Regions from separate parts of the Mus musculus genome. Here all the other regions are linked to region 5. Evidence: chromatin loops called from intact Hi-C (ENCODE). Cell type or tissue: heart. All regions are shown on one strand. Region 1 has its middle 20 kb from the start of E130114P18Rik. Region 2 overlaps Patj (PATJ, crumbs cell polarity complex component). Region 3 has its middle 39 kb from the start of E130114P18Rik. Region 4 has its middle 42 kb from the start of Cyp2j5. Region 5 has its middle 32 kb from the start of Gm38709. Region 6 overlaps Patj (PATJ, crumbs cell polarity complex component). Region 7 has its middle 12 kb from the start of Gm34053.

Region 1 (4,000 bases), 180 kb before region 5:
TTTTAACTGCTTTTTATACATGTACATTTTATACATATACATTTGTATATGACATAAATTGATGAATATTTCATATCAAATTAGAAATAAAAAGCAATGAAAGGATTCTTCACCCTACAAAATAATTCTTCATTGGCCAGAAATCTACGTTAGTCAACCCTTTTGTAAAGGAAAGACTTAGTAAGCGAACTAACCTGCTTTTGCTTTTACCTAAGGGCTCCTATTGTCCTAGTGTTCCCCACATTCTGAAGCAGGGACTATCGTTGATCTTGCAATTAGACAACCCATAAATATTTAATACATGTGTATGAATATATTCAGTAAGAGAAGGTTTGCTTTGAGCTCTGGAAGGAGTTTCATGGGAAAAGATGCCAAGTTGCTTGTCTAGTTGCATCCATTGCTGTGACAAAGCCCTGTGACCAAAAGCAAGTTAAGAGAGAAGAGCATTTTGTTGTTGTTACTGCTGCTGTCTGTTGTTGTTGTTGATGATGTTGTTGTTGTTATTGTTGTTGTTGTTATTGTCATTGAGATTTACACTTCCAAGTCACAGACCTCCAATAAGGAAAGACAGAGCAGATTTTAAATTTGAACTTGAAGGCAAAACCATAGAGGAACATCACCTTACTGGCTTTATGGCACGCCTGTGTTTAACTAGTTTTCTTATGCAGCCTGTCTGCCTAGGGCAGTTGGGTCATGACCCATTTAGGGGATGAACAATCCTTTCATAAGGGTCACCTAAGACTATGAGAAAGCTTGGATATTTATATTAGGACTCATAACAGTAGCAAAATTGCAGTTATGAAGTAGCAAAAGAAAATATTTTATAGTTGGGGGGTCACCACAACATGAGGAACTGTATTAAATAAAAAGTCAACACATTAGGAATGTTGAGAAACACTGGCCTAAGGAATGGTGCCCTCCACAGTGGGCTGGGTTCTCCTACATCAATTGATAATTAAGATAACCCCCCACAGACATGCCTCTGCCAGCCCATCTTCTGCCATCCCTCAATTGAAACTTCATTTTCTCAGGTGATTTTAGCCTTCAAGTTGACAGTTAAAGCTAACTAGGACAGTTGTATACAACAGCTCTCAACACTAGAACCTGATAGACACAGACACCCATATGTTCTCCACTATTTTTTAAATATATTTAGGAAATATGGGGTTCTCCAGTACAAGACCTTGAGTAAAATGTAATACTGCATCTGCTCCTAGAAGCCTAGAGCCCCGGGATGGACCATGTTGAATAAGATACGTTGTTAATACAACTGTATAAAGATAGGGAGAAGGTCTCAGGCGGCATATGGGAAAGAAGACTTAGTGTCTCCGCACATGAGGGTGGGGAATGCTTTCATTTCTCATTATTTAAGAGACAGAGGACGATGATATTAGCAAGATGGTGGAATCAGAAGCACCAAATCTCATTGTCCTCATAGAAAGAGTGACTATAATATGACACATGTGAGTGGGAAATGCCTTCATGAGAACCCTAGAAATAAGTTCAAAGCCAAGAATAGTCATGCTGAGAGTGGCAAACCAAGTGCAGGGACCCGTCCTTAATCCCATCTACTTAGGAAGCTGAGGTAAGACGAACACAAATTCAAGACCAGCCTGAATAGTACTGGTCGATCTGGAAAAAAAATAAGGAAACTAGGAGGGAGTGTGGAAGAGAGGGGGAGGGGTAAAAGAGGTGGTAGATATAAAGAGAAGATGTAGTAAAAGATGCCGTTCCATATCAAACGTCTCCTTTTCCAGAGTGCAAAAGTCCAATTATCAGTCTCTTCCTTGGGGGGCGGGGGGGAGGGCAAAGAGAAAAATAGATTTTGCATTCAAAGTCTCTTCTCTCGAGGAACTAATTTCCTTCTCACATACTTCACAGTGTTCATGCCTAGGGGCTGCAGAGAACAAAAGTGAGCTCGGCAGCTCATGTCAGTGCCAGGGAACTTGTAATACCACAAACAGAAACTGGCACAGCCTGCCACCTAGGGAGTGAGAGCCCAGCTTGTGGCTCTGGGAGTGGAAGGGGTGAATGGAGCGGACATGTGTCCAAAAAAGAAAAAATCCCAGCTCTTCAGGGACCTTCAAAGAGACTGGTTTCTGGCTTACCCAACACAGGTTCCTGATGGTCCCCAAGGCCTCAGGGAAAGGCACATAGTTTAGCACGTTGGAACTTGTAATACTACAGATAGACACTAGAGGGAGGAAGAGATTACAAACTGAAGACTAAGCCAGCAAAACTCTGCCGGGCTTATTCATGAAAGCATAGAAAAATGTATCCCTAGACAAATTTGACGAGGTTCTGGAATCTTGACCTCAAATGACTGTGGAAGTCTTTCCTTGTACATAGTTGAAGTAAAATGATATAGAGGCAGGTGTGTTTCAAATGTACAACCAAATACAAAGGTACAAGGCATACATAAAAACCTGAGAAATCATGGCCCAACCATAGGAACAAAAGAATCTCCAAAGCCTAACTTCAGGTAATGGAGTTAAGTGAATGACCAAATTAAGAATTCAAAATATCCATGTTACATTCAATCAACTCACAAGAACATAATGAATAGAATAACAGTATCAAGTCTCTCTCTTTTTTTTTTTTTAAATAACCAAACAGTGATTTCAAAGCTAAAGAACACAGAATAGAACTGAAAATTCACAATGGTAGTAACTTCATTCACAAGATAGAATCAGCAGTCACAAAGACATTGACATTATCCAATCAGAAGCATAGTAAAAATGAACACAAAAAGAGAATAAAACAATCCTACGGAAATGAGAGGCTATCATAAAGTAGAGTGGTTAGGAAAGAAAGCGATGGGAGATTGCCATAGAGTTTATTGGGTTCTTGGATAAATTCCTAGTGCTAAAAACAATAAACAAAGATGAGAGAGAGAACAGAAAAGAGGCAGATAATAAGATGGTGTGAATAAGTGACCCTGTGAGGGAAAATGGACATCTAGATGTCTAAAGGACCCTAGCTGTGATTAAACCAAAGAAGCGCATCTGAGAAATTACAATCACATTGTCAACAATCAAAGATAGGGGATTTTGTAGGCACAGAAATAAAAGTGACTTGTCACATACAAAGACAGCCTGGTAAGAATAAGAAGGGATTTCACATTGCAAGCTTGCGGGGCAAACGGAAACACAATGATATGTTCAAGTGCTAAAGAAAAATAGTGTCAATCAAGAATACTACATATGGCTATAGTCTCCACAGAAATAAAGCAGAAATACCTTCCCAGATAAGTAAGAGCTGAGGGGTTTCATCACCACTACATTAATGAAAATAAGAAATGCTAAAGATAATTTTAATTGAATTTAAAGGATGATAAAGAGTCCCATGAAAGCAATGAAGGTAGAAAGCTCAATGGCGAAGGGAAATGCATAGTCAAGTAAATGCATAGACTAGGGAAATACCATAATAGCAGTGTGAAATTTCACCTCATACAGTATTTCATCTATGGTGCTGGACATAAATGAAGAATACAGCTTTAAAACTATAATTTGTGACATTAATGACAACACGTAGGGCTGAGGATGTGGCTCAAAGTCAGAACATTTACTGATTACACACAAGGTCTGCCCATTCCCAAAATAATTCAGGAATAAAACAAAACATAAAACTTGCATTCACTGTTGAAAATAAGCTGAAGTCATCTTAAAGTCAGTGTTATAAACATAAGTCATGCTACACAAACCCTGCGGTGAACACAAAGACGATACCTTTAGATTATGGACAGAGAAGAACAAGAAGATGCTAAGTATCCATTACAAAAGTAGACAGCAAAACAGAAAGGCAGAGAAAAGACCTCAAAAACTGTAAGACAGACAAAAAGCAATTGCTAAAGAGATAGTCTAAGTTCTTCTCTATAATAAATTTTTTGAATACATCGATCAAAGCTCCTGGTCATAGAAATGGAATATCTGAATGGATTTTGAACAAACAAGATCCAACCGCTTGCTGTCTCCAAGAGATACACTCTAAAGATGTGTAA
Region 2 (4,000 bases), 740 kb after region 5:
TGTGAATTCATGGGTGCAGAACACCTTGGTTCAGTGTGTCTCTTCCTGACCTCTGGTTCTTAGGTCCATTTTTATCTTCATTTTCTTAAAGTTCCTATTATCTCTGTAGAAAGTGGACTGAAGGGGTTGAGATTAGAGACTGTAAACATGGTGCCAGATTGTAACATGAATCCAGGCAGGAAGCAGTGTGAGGCTAAACAAGGCAGTGGGCTGGCAGAGGAGGAGCTGATAGAAGACATGGAAGGATAAGAGTTTGACTTGTAAAATATCCACCTCATTGTGAGAGGGCAAGAGGGCAAGACTGTGCCAGGGAGAAAGGGGTCTCCTTGTTAGGTTGGATCTCCCTAAAAATTGCAGAACCCAATATTCACAATAAATATCAAATTTTAGCATCACCTCAAGAGTTCAAAAATGTCCTAGATGCCCTTTCTTTGATCAGGTGTCTTGACTGGCTTGTGAGACAGAGCTAGCTGGCCAGTGCTCCACAGCTGAGTGATGAGTGTGGGAAACACACTGCTCTCCTGGCCTCTGGGCAGTGTGCCCTGAACATTTGCTGTTCTTAGTTGATTTGAGGAGTTTTGTCCTTTTAAAGAACTTCACACTCTCATGAAACATCCATTTCATAAATGGTTGAGTTAAAACAAACCTGGGACACACACTGTAGAAGGTGTAATAGCACGCAAAGCTTTTGAATAAACAGGACTTTCCTTCCTAAGGCAACTAGCAAGTGTTTCTTATGCTCTGTGATTGGCCATTTTGGTGCCCTCTGTTGGAGGGTCACTCTAAGGCAGCATCTTGCAGTTGTCTTCATCAAAAGGGGAAACATGAGAAATTGAAAAATTATGATAGTGACTGTCAAGATGGATCTGAGGGTAAAAGCACTTGCTGCTAAACATGGTAACCCGAGTAGGAGAGCTCTGACTCCAGCAGGTTGTCCTCAGATGGTGGTGCCTGTGTAACACACGCGCGCACACACACACAAGTGCAAGTGCACAGTGGCAATCTTGAGAAATATCTTTACCATCTTGTTTGATAGACCATGTTTATGATATTATAGACTATTTCCAAAAAGTGGACATTTCTAGTGAGAAGCAGCATTTCTAAAGATGATGTCTGAGGACTTTACGTGTAGCAAAGAGTCACAAAGCAGCCACCCTGGTAGGCAAGAGCAGTTGCATGATTGATTGCTGATTGCAGAAACCACTTGCTCATAATGGGATGTGGGAAATCGTATGTACAGTCAGGAGCATCATCCTCAGGACAGTGGCTAGGAAGTGATAGGAAGCTTCGTGTGTGTGTGTGTGTGTGTGTGTGTGTGTGTGTGTGTGTGTGTGTGTGTGAGAGAGAGAGAGAGAGAGAGAGAGAGAGAGTGTGAGTGAGTGTGTGTGTATGAGTGTGAGTGTGTGTATGTATGAGTGTGTGTGTGAGTGTGTGTATGAGTGTGTGTGTATTAGTGTGTGTGTGAGAGACAGACAGACAGACAGACAGACAGAATGCTTCAGTTTTCTTTCTATAAGCCACAAAGAAGCAATCTTTGGGTGCTGTCCTCCAGGAAAAAGTGGTCCAATTATTTGACTAGGACACCAAGCCTGAATGGTTTTAGTAAGCAAGTGCCCCTAACACTAGTTTGCATTCTGAAGGAGACTCTGCTCCCTGTACACAATGCCTCACTTGACTTTTCTGTAATAAATGAAATTCATTATCTTTCCACAGCAGAACTATTTTCATTATTTCTCTTATAGTGATGCTCTTCCTAATACTTGTTTGTCAGCTTCACTTAGAACGCGCTCATACTGCTGTGCAAGTATCCACAGCAAGCTTAGAAAAATCATTTACTTTTGGTGGATTTTCTTTTTAGCCTTTCTGGTAATGTTTGGTGATCACTAATGGGAAGCCATTCCTTCCTCCCTTCCATGTATTTCATGCAGTTTCCCTCTTGTCCCAATAAAAAAGCCTTTTATCAAAAACTGACATCCTAAATGAAGGACATAATTGTATAGCTTATTTATTAGTGTGCTAAACTTAAAATGTAATGGTTTCATATTTCAAAATGAAAGCATGTTGTGATTCATGGTTGTCAGTGACAAAGTGGACAGCTCTTCCATATGGCTGCTGTGATTGCCTTTGCAAAAACACCGGATTGCTAAGCCCTGCATCTCTCTTCCTGTACAATAGCTCCCTCTACTTGAAAATAACAGTGTAATTATAGCTTAACACTACATACCTTATTAGTAAGGTCCTTTTTTTTAATTCTCTTGCTACATATTAAATATCTTGTTAAATATCAGATTATGCTAGACAGTTAACAAGGGCCTAGTCACTTGGGAAACAGTTGAGGTCAGTTGAGAAGGAAAAGCAAGAATTGTATTTGAGAGTGTTGTTCAAAGGCAGTTGTAGGCTGTGTTGATGTTGGTGTGTATATTTTGCTATAATTCTGTGCAGTGCTTTGAAAAGAATGCACCGAGGTGTGGAAAGCAAAGCCAGAAATCTTCAAACGAGCCACCAGTGCTTCTCACAGATATAGCCTGCATCTTGGCACATCCTTGCATTGCTAATTCCAAAGTGTGACAGTAAATCCTGCAGTTTGTTTCTCCCTCTTCTCTCGGAAGACTTGGATAGAAGCAAGCTCAGCAGAACCCTGTCTACTCCGGTGGCCTGTGTAGAGTGGCCCATGCAACACAGAAGCAGTGGCCGCAGATGTGCTGTGTGTGGCTGGTTGATGAGGAAGGAAGGCTTAGAACAGTGCTGCATTGTATTCCTATCTATCCCAGCATCAGGCAGAGCTGTACTGGGCTCTAGGATATTTGCAGCAGGGTACCTTTCCCTCATTCAGAGTTCTTCCTGACAGCTATCCTGTGGAAGCTCGGCTCTATCCTTAACCAGTGGCTAGTGGTGTCCAGGTTCCTTAATTCTCTCAGCATCACTTTCTGTCATCTGAAATTCAGACAGTAGGCTTGGTATTGTGGCTCACACCTCTAATCATAGTGCTCAGTAAACTGAATTAGGAGAATTACTCTTGAGTTCCAGGTTTTTCTGCATCAATATGTCTGTTATCTTCTGTACTCACATCAGAGAACACAGGGTCCTCCCACTGATGAGAGGTCTGCATATTGGCTTGCTCATGAATCCATTTATATTGGAATCTTTCTGACCTAGGCCCCAAAGTCTGTCATATTTTCAGATATTTTAAAAAATGCACTGTAAGCGCATACCTGTATGTGTGTTGCTGATGCTCTCATGCCAGGCAGTCACTTTACCATGCAACACTTATTCTTGTGTGTGTGTGTGTGTGTGTGTGTGTGTGTGTGTGTGTGTGTGTGGTGTCTGTCTGTCTGTCCATGTCTGTGTCTATATGAGTCTGTGTATGGTGCAGCGGTAAGGTTCATGTACCTGCATACACTGCAGAGGCCAGAAGAGGGTGCCAGGTGCCCTCCTCTATTACTCTGCCTTTTCCTTCGAGGCAGGATCTCTCCTTGACTCTTGGGCTGGCCTTTCTCCAGTAGAATGGAAGCCAGCAAACCCCAGCATCCTCTCATGTCTGTCCCACTTGGAGGTAGGATTATAGGTGACTGTGTCAACATTCAAACTCTGGTTCCTATGATTTGGGGGTAAGTGCTCTTAGTGAATTATCGTTTCAGCTCCTAAATACACTTTTAAAATATTCTCTCTCTCTTTCTCCTTCCTGACCTTAAGTGGTTTCCTAGAAGAATGCTGCATTTGAATGATGGAGTGTTGTTTCTATTTTATGCTGCCCTTAGAGTCTGCATATGGGCCAATAGCCATGTCTTTGTTCTACAGTGTAACTAAGGTTGAGAGTGTCAGAGAATCTTGCCTAACTGTTCTCAGATCTCTTGTGGCCAGTCACTGAAAGTTTAAAGAATAAATTTATATGTATTGAGCATTTAGACCACAGTTGAAACTGTTATGTTTATGTCTTTACCATGATGTAAGCTGATATTATAAGATATATAGAATGATGTTTTCATTGATTTAAGCGTCT
Region 3 (4,000 bases), 120 kb before region 5:
ACTCATTCAGAACACACATAACAACGCGTTCAGTATGTCTAGGAGAGCCCCATCTTTCACCTAACCTCAAACTGACTAGTCGGAAAGAGCAGCTCTATTTGAGTAGAAAGTCTGCTCAGGCCCAGCCATTTCAGAATGTTCAGTAGCTGCAGAAAATTCCATTAAAACAGAGGCTTCTTAAATATTTGACTTAATTCACTGTATCTATTGAGATCCTTCTCCGTGCTGGGCACTCTTCTCATTGCCAAGGAGCAATGGGGTTGAAGATGAAAAAAACTCAGGAAAGAGGAGGTTTTCATTTTTAAGTGTGGTAATCGGGAGAGTTGACTATGAAATGTCTTGTCAGGGTGTGTACCCCTGAGCACTCAAAACTAGGTACTATTCAGGAAGTTCCTAAAACAGAGTGAATGGGGGAAGGTAGTAAGAGATCAGGGAGATCCTCCAGCCTAGAACAAGTTGAAAGTGGCCTCAGGAAACAGCAGGGTCTCTTATATCCCTATCTTATATCTCATCATCTCTAGGAAGGTTCCAGGGTCTCTCACATTCTGCATTCCTCAGGAAAACCCCAGTCCTTTAGATGCACAAGGTTATCATCTATGTGTAAGCAAGCAACAGCCCAACAATGACCAAAATGGCCACAACCAGCCACGTGACTTACCTCGATCCCGTCTTTCTTATCCTCACAGCAACAGTTGTAACTCTTACCCATATATTTTGTAATGGATGACCTTAAAGCCCGTGGAGATTTTGGCACAGAACAAAGCTGACTAGAAGAAAGAGAGCCTTTGTCCTCTTCTCAGAAATAAAAGCAGAGTCTGAGTCATGCATTTAAGCCAGCACTTTGTGAGCATCCTCTCTCTGAGCTGCTGCAGTGACATTCACATCCTTCAAATTTTAGGTCCTTATTGAAAAGATTATTTAGGACAGAGATCCAAGGGACTCCATGAAGGGAGTAAGAATTCCTTGGTCTGCTTCCCATCACTGGGACAAGGATGAATTCTAAGGCCACTTTTGGGCCAGTTCTCACCTGATACTTTCTTTCTTCCCAGATTTCCTTTCATTACTTTACTCGGATGGTTCTGGGAAGTGACCCCAATACAGGCTAGGAAATTCTAAAGCTTATTAAAGGAATGTAATGTATGACTTATCTCTTGTATAACATGTCAGGTATACAAAATATCCTCTAGTGTTTTTGTTTATTGTTTCCTGATCTTGACCATCAACATTTATTTACAACTGTTTTGGTAGACTAAATCTCATAGTATTGTCTCTAGTAAGCTGTACTCTTGTCCTTCCAAAGGGAAAAATACATTCATTTGTTTAACTTATTTATGTAACTTATATAACATTTAATATAAAAAGCAGCAATTTTCAAAGTACATTGAAAGGAACAAGAGTTGCATTAGAATTGGTCCCCAGTAAGCATTTCATGTCTAAATAAAGTTCAACAATGACACAGGTAAATCAATAGAGTTTTAGTTTGCAGCATATCGTAAAATCATGAAAGTAGAGAATTAACAAGGGAGAAAGACCCCAAAAGAATTTGGGGTGCTTTCTTTCCCTGATGCCTATAAACATGCTTGGCGAGGGTTAGCCTCATTCTCTTGCATCTGCACAAAAATCTAGGCGATCCTGTAAGTCTCCTGGCAAATCCTGGTCAATGACTAAACTTAGAGACTAGTACTAATCAATACTGCTGCTTTCTGTGGCGGCTGCTGGAGGCAGGTGGTCTGACTTTATACATTCGCTGTGCCTGGCTCTGTGCATATGTCTCTCTCTTCATCCATCTCCTCCATGCATTCTGTTTCCTCACCCTAGTTTATGACCACCCATAGCTAGGAGTCAAATGGGGAAGGTGGGCTGAGAAGGTGTCTAGGGAAGTCCTTACTCTATAGGTAATTCCACTAGACAGCTGCGGGCAGCAGGGTCTTTTTCCTCTCATCCTCCTATTGACCAAATCCTATATGAGGAAAGACACCACTGTCCAGGAAAGCATGTGGAGCAGCCTTCTCGAAAAGAATAGAGTAAGACAAGGTGGAAAGTAGTTGTAGACGGTGGATGGGATCCTTATGACCCTGGCAGATGATCTATTTAGATTTATTTTTAAAATTATTTATTTTTATATGTATGTGTGTTTTGCCTGCATGTCCATCTGTGCACATGTGCAATACCCGAAGGAGCCAGAGGAGGCTGTCAAATACACTGGTTTCTAGCAGTGGTTCTCAACCTTCTAATGGTTTGTAAGCATTTAATACAGTTCCTCGTGTTGTGCTGATCCCCAACCACACATTTATTTTGTTGCTGCTTCATAAGCATAATTGAGCTACTGTTATGAACTGTAATGTAAATAGCTGATATGCGAGATATTTGATACACAACTTCCAAAGGGACCACAGCCCACAGGTTGAAAACTGCTAGGTTCCATTCATTGTGTGCGTGCTGGCAGTAGAAATTCCTGTCATCTGGAAGAACATCCAGTGCTGTTACACTGAGACTTTCACCAACACACATATACACACACATACATACATACACACACACACACACAGAGAGAGAGAGAGAGAGAGAGAGAGAGAAACAGACAGACAGACACAAACACACACACAGACACACACAAACACAGACATACACACACACACACACGCACACACATCAGATATTCTTCAGAAGTACCCACAACTTTGTGAGGTGGCCGCCACCTGCCCCTTTAGCTGCTTTGTCAGGATTTTTCACACTCGGAGTGTTCAGGCATCTCACTGATGCTCTAAGGAGACCCTTCACTACCTCCAAACTAGAATGTTCCTTCACCACTTCTCACCTAGAGCAGATATGAAATATTTTTATATCTTATAACTCATTCTTTGCACTGTTACTTGGGGAACCGTCTCTTTTAAACAACTATGCATCTTTTGCATAGTTAGAAACACGGAGTACTTTCTATTGTTACAGTTTCTGTTTTCTCCTCTGGATATAAATTCCTTGAGGGCACGGGCTTTTCCTACTTCACCTGCTCAGGCTTCCTGGATCTGGTACGTAGCAGGAGCATGGGAAGAACCCAGGAGCCACCAACTACCCCTGTTTGGGCCTCAGTTTCCTCCACTAGAAAACAAGAGACTCAATGCTGGTGATGTGAAAGGCCCCTTTGAGCTCTCAAATCCCTGAAATGTAAATGCTAATCCCTCAGGTGAGAGACCCTCTTGACTTCTCTGTCAAGAACCTTATTCCAAGTTTATACATTAACCAGAGAATACAGTAGGGCGAGACGGTTACAAAATCTCGAATTACTTAGAAGAGGGGGAAAATGGCATTACAGGGAACGTATAGAGTTTCTCAAGGAAATGAGCAATCTCTTCTTTGATGGAATATGTGAAAGCTAACCTGGAAGGAATAATTCGATTAAATGGTGGTGTAAACTGGAAAGGAAGCATTACTTCCTGAACTGTACTGAGTGTCTCACAGGTGTCACAGGGCCCACTGCCTCAGTCATTAAAGTGTTTAACTGTCTCCACTTAACTATGTGCAAGCGATTAAAAATGGGAGCTTACTGGGACTCCTGGCACCAGAACTTTCTGGTGAATTGAGCTTTGTTCTCTGTTACTTACGATAAAATGAAAAAAATAAAACCCATAGCAAGGGTATATAGCAATGGCTACTCTTTTGCCACAAAGGACCCAGAATTCTGCAGAGCCTTGGTGACCCCAAAGGACATATAGAGACAAGTGGTATGACAAAGAATGAAGCTAGAATATAAATCTCTGCTTTGAGGTGTAAAAAAAAAAGTTTGTAATACCTTGCTCTACTAATTAGGTTGCATTTTCAGAAAAGCAAAACATGAAGCATTTTGCAAAGAACACAGCAGTTTTCATATCAGAGAAGGTGTCTGATACGTCACAAACTCATCATAAAAATAAGAAGAATAATTCACAACAGTAATAGAATTTCAGATTTGGACCTAGCAAACCTGCATCCTAACCCAGCCATGGCCACTTATAGTACAAGC
Region 4 (4,000 bases), 1.0 Mb before region 5:
ATGTTTAATGGAAGGTATCAGATTTTTCCAGGGATGAAACCAATAAAAATTTACCTGAAGCAGAAAAAAAAGAGAGAAAGAGAGAGTGACAGAGGAGAGAGAGACAGATTTTGGTGATACTTTACGATAATCACAACTAAGAGTTAAAAAGTTATCACTTTGATGATTGTAACCAAGGTAACAAATGACTAGGGTGGAATAAGAACATAAGTATCATAACTTCTTTGGCTTTCCACAAGAATAGCATTCCATATAGTTCTGTGATCCAAAGAGATGGAGTCAAGATTATTTTTAATTTATGACCCTGACCATATCAGGTCCTTTATCCTCTCATGAGAAGAATGCTAACATTACACTCCACAATTTATGTTTGTGTGGTGACTTCTTTTCATTTGTTTATTAGCATGGTTTGCTTATGAGATTGAACCAGCCTTGTAGCCTGGCATAGTCTCACTTGGTATTACACATTTTTGGATTTGATTTGATAATATTTTGTAAAGAATTTTAAGTGTTTAGTCATAACATTAGCATGCAAATTTCTTTGTAATGTGTTGCTTTTGGTATTTGTGAAAACTTTATGTGGTCCTCTTCTGTACACTAGGAAAATCTGTGTAGAACTATTTTCTTCTTAAATGTGTGTTAGAATTTTCCAGTAGACTGCATCATTGTGAAGGGTTTTCATGTTCTAGGGAGCCCAATATTACCCAGACCAAGTGTTTCCTCCTGAAAAGGAGAGGAAAGATGGGCCACCAGTGATCCTTGCCAGCCTCCATGGCAACAATGTGTTTAGGGGGTCCCCTATTCTTCAGAACACTTCTGATTTTCTCCCTGCCACTTCAGGCCATCATTTCCCCCAAATGAAATCTCAGTCTTTGGAGATAGTGTGGTAAGAGGCTTGAGTTTTAGCCACCATCTTTTACATTTTGAAATCTCACTCATTCCTTCCATATCTAGGCATGGAGACGTTACCTCACTATGTTGTGAGGCTAGAAAAAGGAGTTACTTACAAGACGTCTGACACGGTAGTCAAAACTGATTTTAGGACTTATTAGAGAACACAATTGTGTGTGCGATGCAATTTTATAAATGTATCCTCATAATTGTATAGTGATTGAATCAAGAGATATTGTTATTTCCATTACCTTGACCATTTATCACTTCTATGCATGGGTATACTCAACTCCTCGCTCCCCTCTGTCTTCAAATGTACAATGACTATATAACTCAGGGTGAGGAACCTGAGCACTTACCCTGTATCCCCCTGCATCCCTGTACTCTGGCATCGCAGGCTTTCAGTGAACTCTTCTTCCTTTCTCAGGAAATGGAGCCCCTTTGCTCATTTGAAAGGCTGTTTGCATACTCCTGAACCTGAGAAGTACTTCCTAAAGGGAGTCCTAGACACAGATGAAGCTCTCCATTCTCTGTCTGTCCTCTATTCTCCCTTTCCTCCTTACGCCTTCTCTTCAGACTCCAAGACCAAAGCTTTCACCTTGAAAAGCTTCATTACACATTACAGAGTGGAAATGATTTGTAGATGGGAACACTCTGTTCTAGTATTCCAGCCCTAGCTTCTTGCCAGATTCAAAGAGGACTCTCTTTGTTAGTGAGCCTCCTGAGCCTTCCTGACATGAGCAAAGTAAAGGCAGCTATTTAAATTCTAACTCCAGTCTAGAAGGATAGTTCTTTTTGATTGAAAAAAAAAAAAAAACCATGAGTCAGCTGCTTAGAAAAATGCATCGCTGATGATCTTAGTACATCAGAGCAATTTCATCAGTCTAGAAAGCACATTTTCAGGAGGCAAGACTGGCAGGGCATGAAGGACAGAATATTAATAAAGCTGTCAGAGGTGGTAGTGCTGTTTCAGTTCTGGGCAGCAGAGGGAGCTCTTAGCTCCTAGTTCTTAAATTCAAATTTGGCAGGAAGGCAACCAAAACAGTGTCCTTGGCCTTATCTTGGCAAAGTGAATTTGGTTTACATCACTAGGAAAACTGGAAAAGCAACACTTAGTTAGTTACAACAAGAACAAGTACAACAGGCAAGATTCACCTTGAGAAAGACACTGGTTTATATGTATGTTATGAATTTTAATGTATTTAATTCTCACAACAGTTTGAAGGATAATGTAAGGGTAAGTGTGAGTATAAGGGTTACAATTAGGGTTAGGGATCAGGTAAGTGTAGAGGTTAGTGTAGAAGTTGGGGATAGGGTTGGGGTTGGGGTTGGGGTTTAGAGTAAATGTAAGGGCAAGAGTATGGGTTACAATTCTGGTGATATTAACGAGGTAATATTACTGTGTCCTTTCTGGGGATGAGGAACCTGAGGCTCAGGGATATTAAATGACTTCTCTAAGGTCTCAAAGGAATGAGTAGAGATGGGATTTGAATAGAAGACCTTTGACTCCAAAGTCTTAGCTCTTAATTATGAATAACATTTTATTACATAAACATTCGATCCCATTTCATGTTGCAAACAGTTAATATGTGGTAAGTACTTTTTCCTTCTATTGTCTCACACACACACATGCACGTACGCACACACACACACACACACACACACACACACACACACACACATGAGTTGGGGGGGAAGAGAAGGAGGAGGGAATAGAAAGGAAAGGACTTAGAGAGAAAAGGAAAGTACAGAACTCTTTAGACTGAAAGAATAGACAACTTGTTTTGGGTCTTTAGTTGTTTAAGTATTCTACAGACATTTTATTTCTAGTATGTAAGATCTTATGGTTGTATGCTCTTAACCACTGATGAGTAACATAGAGGGCATGGTAAGTTTGACCCAAGCCCCAGTCTTCTGTCTCTAAGACTAGTACTATCAAATATTCTGTTGTACCCTATAGCCTTCCTCTATACTAAATTTTGCTATGAGAGGTCATGAGGTTCAGACACCACCCTAATCTCACCTCTTCTTGAGCTTTGGTCACTGAGTCAGAAATATAACAACAGCTATTGATTTCATTAAAACATCCTGTTGTGTCTAAAAGATTACATTTCATTGCACTTCTTTTCTGTGATGTTCCTTGAGGTCGGGTCAGGAAATGTTAATACAAATATCCCATTTATGGATGAGCCCTCCTAATCTTCTATTTTCAGAATAGGGCATCTCAGCATCGTTTGTTTCTTACTGGAAGGAGAAGAAGAAGAAGAAGAAGAAGAAGAAGAAGAAGAAGAAGAAGAAGAAGAAGAAGAAGAAGAAGAAGAAGAAGAAGAAGAAGAAGAAGAAGAAGAAGAAGAAGAAGAAGAAAGGAAAAGAAAAAGAAAAGAAGAAGAAAGAAGTTTTTCTCACCAACACTAAGAAAAACACACATCTGTGCTTACAAACATAAATATTTAGAAAGTAATTTAATGACATTACCACTTAGAAAATGACAATACTAGACTCCTCTGAAATGCCTCTAGCTGTACTGGCCATGAGCTCCCTGCTGTGGAACAAGCCTCAAATTTAATCAGTTAATATATTATCTTTATAATAGTCATGACATTATTGCCCTAGTGGATACAATTTGCTTGTCAGGCTAGTATTATAGCAGTGAGCCTTCCCAGATCTTAGGATCGCTTTTTCCAAATTTCTTACTCCTATTGAAGTAGATCTCAGACAGTGAAGTAATTTGCCTTTATCATCGAGATAGTATATTGGAAATCTACAACTTAAGTCCAATTTTCAAAGTTTCTTTTTCTAAATCAGATTCTACTAATACTATGATCTCACCCAGATGTGATTATCGTCCCCTATCTAGCTCCAGGGCAATGTCAGGACTTTATAAATAGGTATACCTACTTCACATGGTAATCTTCTACCATTACATACTACAGTTATTGGAAGACACAAAAATCACAATTTCTTGGTCAGTGTCTCCATTTGAAACACACTTGAAGAGTTGGTGTTCTGAAAAGAGTCTGTGTTTGGAAAATAGTCCTGGTTCTCTCACATGTAAATTGTGTGATGTTAGTCAAATCCTCAGTCTTTTCATCTGCCATATGGGCCTCTC
Region 5 (4,000 bases):
TGACTTGTCCTTCAAAATGCAGCTCAGGTGTCACCTCTGCCATGAAATTGCCCCACCATGTAAATAACATGTTTCTACTTCATAATATGCTACGTATCATGGCCGCCATCGTGCCACTGCATAGTTATACTCCTCTGCCTGTCACTAGCTATATCAGAAACTGCTGATGTCAAGGATTATGTCACATTTCCCTTTATTCCTTGAGTGCTACACCAGAAAATAACAGCTATCAAAGAAATGCTTCCTAAATTAAGTCTTTTCCCTACAGACATTTTTCTGGTTGAGCCAAACATCTCAGATTCTTCCTTGTATTACTGAGAGTGCAACCTAGTAGTCTTATTCCCATTTTAAAATAAAAAAAGTTAGATGAGAAACAGCTGCATAACATCCCAGAAGGACGGAACTAGGAGGGACATGTGTGACAAGCCAGGGCTTTTGTGTTTTGGGTAAAGAAGCTGAATTTCATGGCCATCGAGTGTCTTATCCAAGGTCACTCTGCAAAGTCATAGTGGAAAAAGAATAAGCGTGCTGAGCTCCTGACCTCAAAGCTGAAATTCCTCCCTCTAAATTAAGGACTTAATGTAGGAGCAACTGTGGAGGAGATGGGCACATAACTCACAGAAGGGAGTCTCCAAGGGTGGCTGCATGCTGAGGAGACAGCTGGCATCCCTCATCTTATCTGCTCAAAACGACAAAAAGAGAAAATCTATAATATCAACATAAAGAGAGAAAAGACAACACTGTGTGTGTCTTGTACGGAGCATTGTGTTCTGGGTGTGTTATTGTATGTGCTTTTTTAATATACCATAAGCTAATTTTATTCTTTGTCAAATGGAGAGATAAAAACACTAAGGTATATCTATCTTTTAAACTATGTTTTAGGAAAATGAAAATCTAGTTCTATGGGTGTGCTCTTCTTGGTTGTTTACTAATGGACAACCACTTTGTATAAACCACAGATTATTTTCCATGGGGAAGTATCATGGAAATAGATGAGAAATTAAATTCAACAAAGATATTTACCTGCCAAGTTGCATTAATAATTCAATTATTACATACGAATTTTATTTCTAAATACTATTAGAAAATAAAATGGGAATGTTGAAATGCTCAGGTCCTATTGTAAATAATGGGACCGTTAAAAATAATGGTAAACAGTGTGGATTCTGTGGTTTGTGGTGTCTTCAGATCAGTGACTTTGAGGAAATAATTTACTAGTCCTTATCTGGGTTCCCTCATCGAAGAAGGACAGTAGTCAGGGTACATTTGTGATAGTTGTGTCGAGGATTAGATGAGATACCTGCAAAGTGTTTTTAAAGGTGTCAGTCACATGGTAAGGCTGTAATGTTTAATGTAAATGTAATGTAACGGTAAAGTTATCATTGAAGTGGCCCCTTGAATAAGTACACATTGGCAATAATCCACAGATCTACTGGGGGTGGGAATTAACCAATCACGCACCAAAATGCAGGCCTTCCACTCTGGGAATCATTTTGGAGAATATAACATATCCCCAATGGCTTCTCTAATCTTATGCCACATGAGACCTGCAAAGGAAAACGGACGAATCACAGGCATCAAATGTTATAATCATCTACAACTTCTGGGTTTCCACATAGCAGTTCTTCCAAAACATAATTAAGGGTTTGAAAGTCAAATGATATAAGTGCTAGTTTTAATTACCGCTTGGTGAACTTTAGTGTGTTAGAATTGTCACAACTTTCCTTAAGGATTACTCTGAAGCCAGGCAATACAGTGGGAAATTATTAACTCCTACTTTGGTACAGCAATTATCTGCATTACAAGGTTTATGCAATTAGCTGTTTAAGATGTCATTATATTTTGCCATCTGGTACACAGGAGTTTATGCATATGAACAGGCACGTGTTGAAGTGATTTTCACTATATGACTTGTTCTCAACCCAAGCCATCTCTCTAATGAGGGAAGTTACGGTGCATCGTGCATTAGTGGCAGGTGCACACCATCAAGCTTCATTTTCATCGAAAACCTTCATTTTTTCCATTCTAAAGTATTCTGCACAAGTGCTGGGAAATTAATTAGTCGCTCTCGGTTCAACGCCTGCAGGCATGTTCCTTAGCAGTTAGAGGGGGCGAGGCTTCAGTCAGGGACCTCTCCTCCTTTCTCACCCTGACAGCTCTGCAAGGAACCCTCAGGTAGTGAAAAGACCCGGTATGAGCTCCTGTAGTTGATCTTGCAAAGTGGGAACAGGGGACCTGGCCTCGGGGTGCCCTACACCCCGCTTTACGCGCCCAAGGCGGAAAAACAAAAAGGATGCTCCCAGAGGGGTCCCGCAGATTATCGGATCGCGCCCATCAGGTTACAGAGAACTGGATCCCTAGCCCGACTCTACTTCTGCGCCCCCTTCGAGGATCCCGGGCTGAAGCACATTAAAGCGGCGCCCTCTGGTGTCCGCTTGAGGCCGCCGGGTCACAAGAGAGGCTCTGGGATGAAAGTTGTCACCCGATCGGATCACCAAACCGAGGCCCTGAAACTCTTAAAATGAACCTTTCCAACGCGCGCGCTGAGTGCGCCACCCCGCTGTACAGAAAGTCTGGGGCACGGGTGACTCCTCCCGGGCCCTCCTTACTGGACCAGGGTCCCAAGCCCCCCGTAAGATGCCCTGCAAAATCGGCAGGCTGCAGATGAAAGCGGGTGCGAGTCTGAGTGGACATACCACCTTCCCCGCAAAGGGCACAAGGAGAGGTGAGGGGATGTAGAGCGACGCCCAGCTCCCCAGGCTAGAACCACGTTTATAGGTTAGTACTCTTGAAAAGCTCACTGGCCAAATCACCCCAGAAAGGCTAACAGACTCAAAGACCGGCACCTAGCCTAGGATACTCCCCCGGCACCTCCCCCCACGTGCTGCCATAGTAATATGCCACTGACTAACCAGCTGGAGCTTCCTCTGCACGGTGGACATTGTCACTCTTGGGAAGCATAGCACTGGAGTTCCCAGGAAATTGTCTTCCTCGGAACCTGCCCAACCCAACCCCCCCCCCCCCCCACACACACACACACACACACACACTTGGCACCATAGCTGTCTCCTCAGTTTTACCCTCAGCCCCAGATAGGAATGTTTCCACTATCTCAGTCTGGATGCCAGTCCAAGAGCTTAGTTCATTCCAAAAGGTCAACAGGTTCATGGCAAGCAGTTGGATTTATGGAGTTGATAAAATCACACTTGAGACTTTTCTTTGGACAATCTTGCTGTCCCCCCAGTCTTTCACCTTTTATGTTTGGAGCAGCATCTGACTGAAAAGGGACCAAGAAAAGAAACCTGGACTCTTCTGCTCATTTTCTGCACTAGCTTTACCTCGGGGAGAGGGTTGAGGAGGGTGAGTCTGGATGCCTTACAGGCAACCGGCATTTTTTTTTTTTTTTTTTTTTTGAAGAAGAAGAAGAAGAAGAAGAAGAAGAAGAAGAAGAAGAAGAAGAAGAAGAAGAAGAAGAAGAAGAAGAAGAAGAAGAAGAAACAGCAAGCTTATGTATTGCACTGAACCAGACCCCATTATTACAGTAAAGAATAGAAAAAAAAAAAAAAAACACAAGCTAAGAGGTAAGCTCAAAACTAGGGATGAAATGAATATGGTATCCAAATAGATGGATACAAATAAGATGAGACCAAGGAAGTAGCTGTTATCTCAGAAGGTCTCTGTGTGGACAAGACTTGCAATACAAATGAAGTTTGAGGTGCCAAGAAAAAGAAGCCTCTGTGGGAAGAAGGTTGTATAAAGAAAAATCAAGCCCAGACTGAGAAGGCTGGGGGAGGGGCTGAAAAAACCATTAGATAAAGTGGGATGAATAGTTTGGAGCTAGTCTGGTCTGTCTAAATTCTGTGTATGCCTCTTATGAGTTCCAACAAGCAATGAACTTGACCACTAGTGCTTTTAGAATTATTATAACCATCATTTTTTATTTAGATGATTTCAAAGTTGTTGCCAAGATCCCTAGACTTCTTGGGTGCAGAGGTCTAGG
Region 6 (4,000 bases), 700 kb after region 5:
ACCATTTTTCTTGTACTAGTGTCATAAGTAAGTGAGAACTGGTTTCAGTGCATAGTATACCTTTATGAAAGCTTGAGCAACACCTCAATACCAAAAGATGATTGTGTGTGAGGAGTTTAAATAGGACCCTGAGTTTTATTGGTAGACAATCCAAGGAAACAAATTCCATGCAAGGAAAAGTACTTCATTGTTGACCTCTATCTGTTAGTGAAATAACAGCCCATGTAGAAGGAGAACAAGACACCAGTAACATATCACATTCAGTTTCACTTGTGGATGATGTAGGATGAGGAGATTAGTGTAGCAAATACAGAAACACAAATGTGTTGCTACGTGCTACTTGTGGATTTCAGAAATACTGGGTAGAGGTTGTCGGATTACTCATCGGTGTGCTGGGTTTGCTGATAAATTTCAGAATATGAAGGAGCAAATGAAATTACACGCATACAAATCGGGAAATGACCGTCTTATAATTCTAGGTAGCCACTTTGGATGCTCAGATTGCAGACGATGAGGAGCTACAGAAATACTCGAAGGTAGGCTGGGCTGAAAGTGCTGCTCTGCTTCATTGTTGCTGAGCTTTCTTCACGTTCTTGCTGAAGAAGCTGAGTGGCGTGGTCTAAAGTCTTCAGACCTGAATCATACACGCGTTCCAGAAGTGAGCAAGGCTCTCAGTAACAACAGATACAAGTGGGTAGATAAGGCTGGGAAGAACATGGAATCCTTATGCTGTTTCCGGAAGCCAAAAGTCCAGGTTTGACTCTGGCACAGTAGCCATGAAGGTGACAGGTGAGTGTGTGAGCGCCTCAGGGGTTGTATGGAGACTTTAGGGAAAGGTTTTCTGCAGTGTGGAACAGAGATGGGCTTTAGGCTTTGAAAAACATAATGTCTGGATATTCAGGGACAGAAAACATGGTTGACCTGAGTTTGTTGGTCTTGACTTAATCAATTTGAATGTAATCACTACAATCTATCTGAATGTAATCACTATTGCTGTGGAGAACATGCAGTTAGTAATTTGGGCAGATTCTGTCTTCTCTTTATAAAATAATTTGTAGTTTTATCCTAGACAACCAGAACCTCACTTATTAAAATAGAGAATCTTTTAAGTGGCCTTCACAATAAATAATAGAAAAGGAAGGATGTTTTTTTCCCAGAGTTTCAGAAACACTGCTGCACTCCTCCATGGACCCTAGCGCTGAGCCCACCTAAGACGCTCCATTCAGAGGCAGTGTTTAAAATGAGTTCTCTCAGGGCTGGAGAGTGGGACCACTGGGTAGGAGCGTGTGCTGCTGTTCCGGAACACCTGCGTTCTAGTCCCAACATCCAGGTTGGGTGTTTGTAGCTTCAGTTCTAGAGGACCTTCGCCTTCCTGTGGCCTCCATGGGTACACACGCGTGCCCGTGCATACACACACACACACACACACACACACACATATAAAAGTAAGTCTTTGAAAGAATGAGTTATCTGTCTCATGTGGCTTTCTTAAGCTAAATATCAATTCAGGTAGTTTTACTGTTTCTTCCTTTGTATGTATGGTATTTTGCCTCCACAATTGTTTGCCATATGTGCTGTTGTTTTAGGGGTGTGTGTGTGTGTGTATGTGTATGATCAGGCCCTATATCATGGTGCAGAGATTAGAGGACAGCTTTCCAGATCTGGTTCTCTCCTGCCACCTTGTGGGAGCCGAGGATTGGACTCCTGTCATTAGGCCTCTATGGAAGCCCCTTTCTTTATATGCTGAGCTGTCTTGCTGGTCATTGTTTTATGGGGTTGGATTCTCAAGGCTGAGAGTGGAGAATATTTCTTTCCTTCCTAACTTAGCTGCATTTTAAGTCAATTCCTAGTAGAGGCCATGTCTGGCTGACCAAGCTCTCCTCAGATTCACAATGTAAAATTAACATTGCTCTTTATAGCCAGTTGTTAATTATTTACAGTGTCATTTTTCTGAGAGCAGTTTTTGATTAATAAATCCATCTAAAGATGTTGGGAGATATTTTATTCAGAGCTGGGGTAAAGCATGTAATAGTTCATCTAAGTGCAGTAGTTACTATTCACAGTTTTTCTAATTAGTTTTAAACCTCCTTTGTCATATAGCTGTAGATCTTTAGAGAACCTTTGGCTTTAAAACATGCCTCACACCAGGCTCAGTACATCACACAGCTTGCCTTTTGGTGTTCCCATGACAAACTGCATAAAGCCAGGATCCTAATAGTCCCTTACAAGCAGAGAGGGACACAAAGCATGTCCTGTGTGTATTTTAAAGAATGTGATTCTGCAGGCAGATGCTATTATCATGCCCTCATTCCCTAGGTCCCTGCTACCAGCTCACCTCTCCCTTCTTCCCCTCATAGCCTCTGTGCAGTAGAGTTGTATCCAGGCAATAACATAAAAAGATGGAAAGACCTTGAGAACCATGTTCTAAAATGCTGCCCATGCATTCAGCTGTTCATTCGTGAGATACTGATATGCACTCTGCCATGTGCTCTGGTATACAATGTGTTCTAGATGAGAACAAACGAGAAAATGATCCTTACATTGTTATATTACTGGAAGAACAACAAGAAAAGTTAGTCATTTAACATGACCTGAGCCTATTAGGCAAGGCAAGTAGATAGAGAAACAAATGCCTAGTAACTTTAGATAGGAAAGGCTTTGTAAAGGTGGGGACATTTAACAGTCTTCACCCCCTATACCTCTGAGTTGTCACTGTGGTGAGTTCCTGCCCTGTTGCTAAGGCTGCTGAGGAATTCTGTTTTCCTGCTTGTGCTTCCTGAGTGACTGAGGTTTCATCCACACATGCTCTGGGTTTAGAAGATGACATTTTAGGGAGGCAATTTAGGACGTGAAATAACCAGCCTAATTTTCCTTGCAACGTAATATGAACAATAAGATTTGGTGGTGGTGGAGCTGGAGTGTACATAGATTTGGCATATGCCTGCATTAGTACAGCTCAGTGATAAGAGGTGGTTTTCTGTCACAGGTTTATGTGCCCAGAACTTTTAGAATATGATCTTTCAAAAGCTCCTCGTCATATATTCTGTTTTTAAGACATTTAATTATTTACTTGATACTGTTTTGTATTAGTGCGCCCTTTCAGTGGAAGAAATGAGAAAAAAGTTTTCCCTCGAATTGCACTAGTCTCTTGATATTTCTCTGTTCCCTGTGTGTCTTTGTGTATTTGTAGCCAGTATGCCTATTTGTTTGCTTATTATGTATGAGGCAAAAAGATGTCTAAGTTTTCCACCTAACATTTCCAATTTTTTTAATACTGATTTTCAAGTTATTACACTCCATAGGATATTTCTCTTTAAGTTACTGGCTTATGATCTAAACAGCATAACTTTTTTTTTTTCTTTTAAAAAAACAACATTTAATTGGGGCTGGCTTACAGATTCAGAGGTTCAGTCCATTATCATCAAGGTGGGAGCATGGCAGCATCCAGGCAGGGATGGCAAAGGCAGAGCTGAGAGTTCTACGACTTCATCCAAAGGCTGCTAGTGGAAGACTGACTTCCAGGCAACTAGGATGAGGGTCTTAAGCCCACACCCACAGTGACACACCTATTCCAACCAGGTCACACCTCCAAATGGTGCCACACCTTCAAATGGTGCCACTCCCTGGTCCAAGAATATACAAACCACCACATTCCACTCCCTGGCCCCCATAAACTTGTTCAAACACATGAGTCTATGGGGGTCATCCTTAAACATAGCATAATGCAAAATGCATTTAGTCCAACTTTCAAAGTCCTCATAGTCTATAGCAGTCGCAACAATGTTAAAAGTCCAGAGTTCAAGGTCTCTTCTGAGATTCATCCAATCACTTAACTGTAATCTCCAAAGCAAGACAGGAAACCAGCTGGAGATTCCAAACTCTGCATCTCCATGGCTGATGCCAAAGCGGTCTTCAGATCTCCACTCCTTTTTCCTCTTTGTTGACTGCAACAAACTGCTTTCTCCTGGACTGGTTCCACTCCCTGTTAGCAGCTTTCCTC
Region 7 (4,000 bases), 950 kb before region 5:
GAGATGTACTTTAAGCTCTTTGGACAACAGCATCCTTAAGAGGTAACTAATATTCTCCTTGATAGCCTGCTCATCTGAGACTGGCAAGACAGTACTATCCTCAAGATTTTTTTCTTGATATTCTCAAGAGAGAAAAATAAAATCTACAAAATTAGAGAAGTGATATCTTGGTGAGAATGAGCCAGATACACAGTGGGATATTTTGGGATATATAAGATGAAATGTCTTTACTATCAGATGCATCAATTCTCATTAAGGTTCTGCTAAGAAAGCCCTCAGAAACTGGGTAAAGAAGGAAATAAAGATGCATAGTTGTCTCTGTTGTCTGGGTGAGTCCTTTTTATTTCCGTTAAGACAGTACTGGCATTCTTCATTTTAATGGACTGTCCAGAGGACTGCAGGCCATTTAGAATTCCTAGCACCTAGGAACTAGCATGCAGAAGTGTGAAGCATTTGTTGTAGTATTTCAAATACTGATCAAAGGACTCTCACTGAGTATTGCTGTGTTGGCTGAGGGCCAATGTTTCTATGGGGACTCATGTAGCTTCTGCATAACAGACCTTTTCTATTTGTGTGCCCAGCACATGTGACTGAGTGTTTCTTTTTCTTTGGTGCTTAGTGCCCTTGGCATCTCCCAGGCAGGAGACCCACTTAACAACCCTATTATTCTTGCTAGGACAATCAGACTCCCTAAGATAATTTCTGTATTCACTTGAGTGATTGGACTTTGCTCTTTAATACCACCAATGTCTTGGTCCCTGCTCAATAAATAATAAAGATCACATTTCTGATCTTCCTAAAACTGAGTTCATGCCAGGGGTATGGTCAAGTCTAAAGAACAGACTTCTTTGAGATTTGGTTTTAGTGAACAGCTTCTTAGCTCAGAGAAGCAAGAATTTGCAGAATAAAATACCAAAGGTAGGTGTTTTCTTTAAGATTGTGCCATTGTCCCCTCGTCCAGACAAGGTCAGATATGTGTTCAATATGGATATTACTTTTCATGTTACTGTGAAAAAAAAAAAGCCAAACTGAAGCAACTTAAGGGAAGAAGAAAGGTTTTATTTTGGCTATCAGTTTGAGGATAGTATCTTCTATGATACACATAGTGTCATGGCCACAAGAGTTGAGGCAGATGGCCCCATTTCATCAGCAGCCTGGAAAGAGATGTGAATGCAGGTCATAGTGGTGTTTTGCCTTGTTATTCAGTGCAGATGTCTAGCCTCTCATCTCAAATAGCTGACACTAGAAACTCCCTCATAGAAATGTCCATCAGTTTATCTGTAATGTGATTGTAGATTCTCTTATATGGACAGTCAATGCCACATATCCTTATCATACCACATATCCTTATAAGCATTAAGTGCTCTCTCCCGCTGGGGGACTATGACTATGCCGTGGGTAGAAAAGGATATGAGAGTGGGACAGTTTTTCTCCACAATGTGACAAACAAGTATAGGCTAAAGACAAAAACTGTTGCCCCTTTAATGCATTGTATATGGCTTCATTGACTGTCATAATTGATTATTTTCTATTTTATCATAAACTTAAGTCAAGTGATCTTGGAAAAATGGGGATCTTACCTAGGCTATCCTGTTGGTACATTGCAGAGCCTAAATTTGAACTCGACTTGGCTTCAGTCTAAGTGCATTGTGTATATTACTGCATATAAGTATTCTTGTATATTTCCTTATGTATACATATGCATACATATAGGTATGAATATTTGATATATTACATATAAATATTAATATATGTCCATGAATGAATATAGACACCTAGATGGAGCATTTAGTTTTCATTTTCCTCCAAGTTTTGTCTCTTTGCATTGGAGATTCAGATAACATCACATCACAAACTCTTTAATAAGATATCAGGTGCTTAATTCCAAATACACATTTCATGTACCATTTAACATTTGTTTATATTATATTAACAGGGATGCCCTAGCAATGTTCCACAAACCATGTGGCATAAACAAAAATTTTTGTTTCAGTTTTTGAATCTTGAAGTCAAAATTCAAGGTATGGATTTGATTTTTCATTCTGCATCCTACACATAGACACATTCTCATTGTGTGCTCACGTTCCTGGAGTATCTCAGTTTAAACACTCTTTTCTTAAAGAGCAGCAGTCATAATGGATGAGAATGTACTTGGTGTCCTCACATTGGCTTAGCTCTCCTTCTTAATTCCTCTCACCTGCATAGCCAGATTTTGTGAATAGGGTTTTGCTTCTTACAATTAAAAATCAAAACACCCTCTGCTTAAACCAGCAGCAACGATGCTGCCAATTCTAATCTAGACCACTTGGTGGCAGTAAAGCAGAAATGTCTGCAGACAAAGTAGAAACCCCTTCAGAACTGTAATACATTTTATAGACCAAGACAACTGCAGTTGTAAAACATTATCGTGTATCAATAGGCATATTTTCTGATCAAATCTTTATAAGGCTCAAATAGGCTCATAAATACTGAGCTCTCTGGTTTGGCTTACTCATGTTTCATGCTTCCGTTTAAGATATTTTGGAGGGGTGGAAATCTAGCAAATGGTTGAAATATCAAAGCAATATGCCACTGCCAATTTGTTTTCCTGCAATCGAGGGAAAATATATGTGCCTCGATTAGAAACACGACCCAAACAAGAAGAATCTGCCACATTCAAAACTGAGCTCATTTCACATGCAAAGCACAGCCCAGGCTGGAGTAAACCAAGAGCTAAATCGTTTGCTACTTGATTTTTGTAAGTAAGCTCCAATTTCTATTTCCACAGGGTATCATTATGCAGTGGATTTTCTTTCATAAATAGTTATTGCCTGATGATAAAATCAGCCTTGATGATAAACACTTAAAATCACATGGCAAAGGGTGTCAGCAAAGCAAGCTTTCCTCAAAACCTTAGTCATGTGTTCTTGTTCGAAAGAAGACTAGACAAATGTGCAGTATGTACACAATGGAGTTTTATTCAGCTATGAAAAAAAAGAATGAAACCACCTTATTTCCACACAAATGGATCAAACTAGTGATCATTGTGTTAAATGAAATAAGCCTGACACAGACAGGCAGGCATCATATTTTCTTTCATATGCAGAATCTAAATTAAAAAAAAAAAAAGGAGGGCCGGGCTTGGTGGCCACGCCTTTAATCCCAGCACTCGGGAGGCAGAGGCAGGTGGATTTCTGAGTTCGAGGCCAGCCTGGTCTACAAAGTGAGTTCCAGGACAGTCAGGGCTACACAGAGAAACCCTGTCTCAAAAACAAAACAAAACAAAACAAAACAAAACAAAACAAAACAAAACAAAACAAACAAGAAAACTGACATGAAAGAAGAAAAGAGACCACATGGGAAATGGAAGGATACCGGTGGAAGGGAAGAGGTAATGAGAAGGGTATGAACAAAGGATATAATGTCCATCTATGAAAGTAGCATGATGAAACTATGTCTTAGGCAATTAAAAATTAAGAAGAAAAGAAAAAAGAAGAAGACTGTGTTGGTTTATGACTGCCCCAACACATCAACGCTGCGACAGAGACCTGGGGATTCAGTGACCTGCCAAGAAATATATACCACTGTTGAGTGGGCTGCCAGCTGGTGAAGTCAGACTTCCCACTAAACGGTGTTCGGCTGTGGAATCTATTCATTTGGACCCATTCACCACTCACTGCCTCTGGAGCTGGTGAGTGGCCAAGCCTGCTCTGCTCTTATTTTGGGCTTGTGCACAGTGGTCATCTTCGAAAAAGACTATGCTTCAGAGAAAGCTCTATCCACACTGTGTGAGCTGCTTGTGTTCCATTCGTACCTTCAGCACATGGGGGCTACTTACATTATCCTAGCAGCTGAGGATTTTGTGCCCTGCAGTCAGTTCCCTAGATTTGGCCCAGGCTTGTCTTTTACCTTCGATTGATCTGTTGTTTTTATGTGGTCCTCTGACTTCTCAACCTGGCAAAAGTTTGTTGAGTCTAGGTTGAATGGAGCCTCCTGCATGTTACCATAATGCCTTGTCTAG

What was found. Peaks named below come from ENCODE experiments on the same cell type or tissue, not always from the same donor. Only the 100,000 strongest peaks of a DNase experiment are listed, where the experiment ranks them.
Region 1: it touches region 5 in a loop (10-fold over the local background); 31 of 42 quality-filtered maps call a loop at or near these places.
Region 2: it touches region 5 in a loop (4-fold over the local background); 2 of 42 quality-filtered maps call a loop at or near these places.
Region 3: a loop joins it to region 5, with 4 times the contacts of the local background. A loop is called at or near these places in 7 of 42 quality-filtered maps.
Region 4: it touches region 5 in a loop (8-fold over the local background); 14 of 42 quality-filtered maps call a loop at or near these places.
Region 6: it touches region 5 in a loop (4-fold over the local background); 15 of 42 quality-filtered maps call a loop at or near these places.
Region 7: it touches region 5 in a loop (4-fold over the local background); 4 of 42 quality-filtered maps call a loop at or near these places.

What each region holds. Positions count from the first base shown.
Region 1 is chr4:97,562,772-97,566,771 of GRCm38, forward strand. No RefSeq gene overlaps it. Among named protein-coding and RNA genes, the nearest start is that of E130114P18Rik, 20 kb to the right of the region's middle. In heart, a CTCF peak has its summit at 2,191 (motif pointing right); no DNase peak of the experiment used is centred here.
Region 2 is chr4:98,487,423-98,491,422 of GRCm38, forward strand. All of the region lies in intron 17 of Patj (PATJ, crumbs cell polarity complex component), which reads left to right. Among named protein-coding and RNA genes, the nearest start is that of Gm40210, 90 kb to the right of the region's middle. In heart, CTCF peaks have their summits at 761 (motif pointing left) and 2,180; no DNase peak of the experiment used is centred here.
Region 3 is chr4:97,621,180-97,625,179 of GRCm38, forward strand. It overlaps a transcript of Nfia not described here. Among named protein-coding and RNA genes, the nearest start is that of E130114P18Rik, 39 kb to the left of the region's middle. In heart, a CTCF peak has its summit at 2,173; no DNase peak of the experiment used is centred here.
Region 4 is chr4:96,703,889-96,707,888 of GRCm38, forward strand. No RefSeq gene overlaps it. Among named protein-coding and RNA genes, the nearest start is that of Cyp2j5, 42 kb to the left of the region's middle. In heart, a CTCF peak has its summit at 1,872 (motif pointing right); no DNase peak of the experiment used is centred here.
Region 5 is chr4:97,743,567-97,747,566 of GRCm38, forward strand. It overlaps a transcript of Nfia not described here. Among named protein-coding and RNA genes, the nearest start is that of Gm38709, 32 kb to the right of the region's middle. In heart, a CTCF peak has its summit at 2,427 (motif pointing left); a DNase peak (open chromatin) is centred at 2,435; H3K4me3 peaks cover 1,042 bases; H3K27ac peaks cover 1,101 bases; H3K27me3 peaks cover 254 bases.
Region 6 is chr4:98,443,272-98,447,271 of GRCm38, forward strand. It overlaps Patj (PATJ, crumbs cell polarity complex component), which reads left to right. Exons shown (of 44, transcript NM_172696.2): 14 at 480-536. Among named protein-coding and RNA genes, the nearest start is that of Patj, 49 kb to the left of the region's middle. In heart, a CTCF peak has its summit at 1,695 (motif pointing left); no DNase peak of the experiment used is centred here.
Region 7 is chr4:96,797,270-96,801,269 of GRCm38, forward strand. No RefSeq gene overlaps it. Among named protein-coding and RNA genes, the nearest start is that of Gm34053, 12 kb to the left of the region's middle. In heart, a CTCF peak has its summit at 2,297 (motif pointing right); no DNase peak of the experiment used is centred here.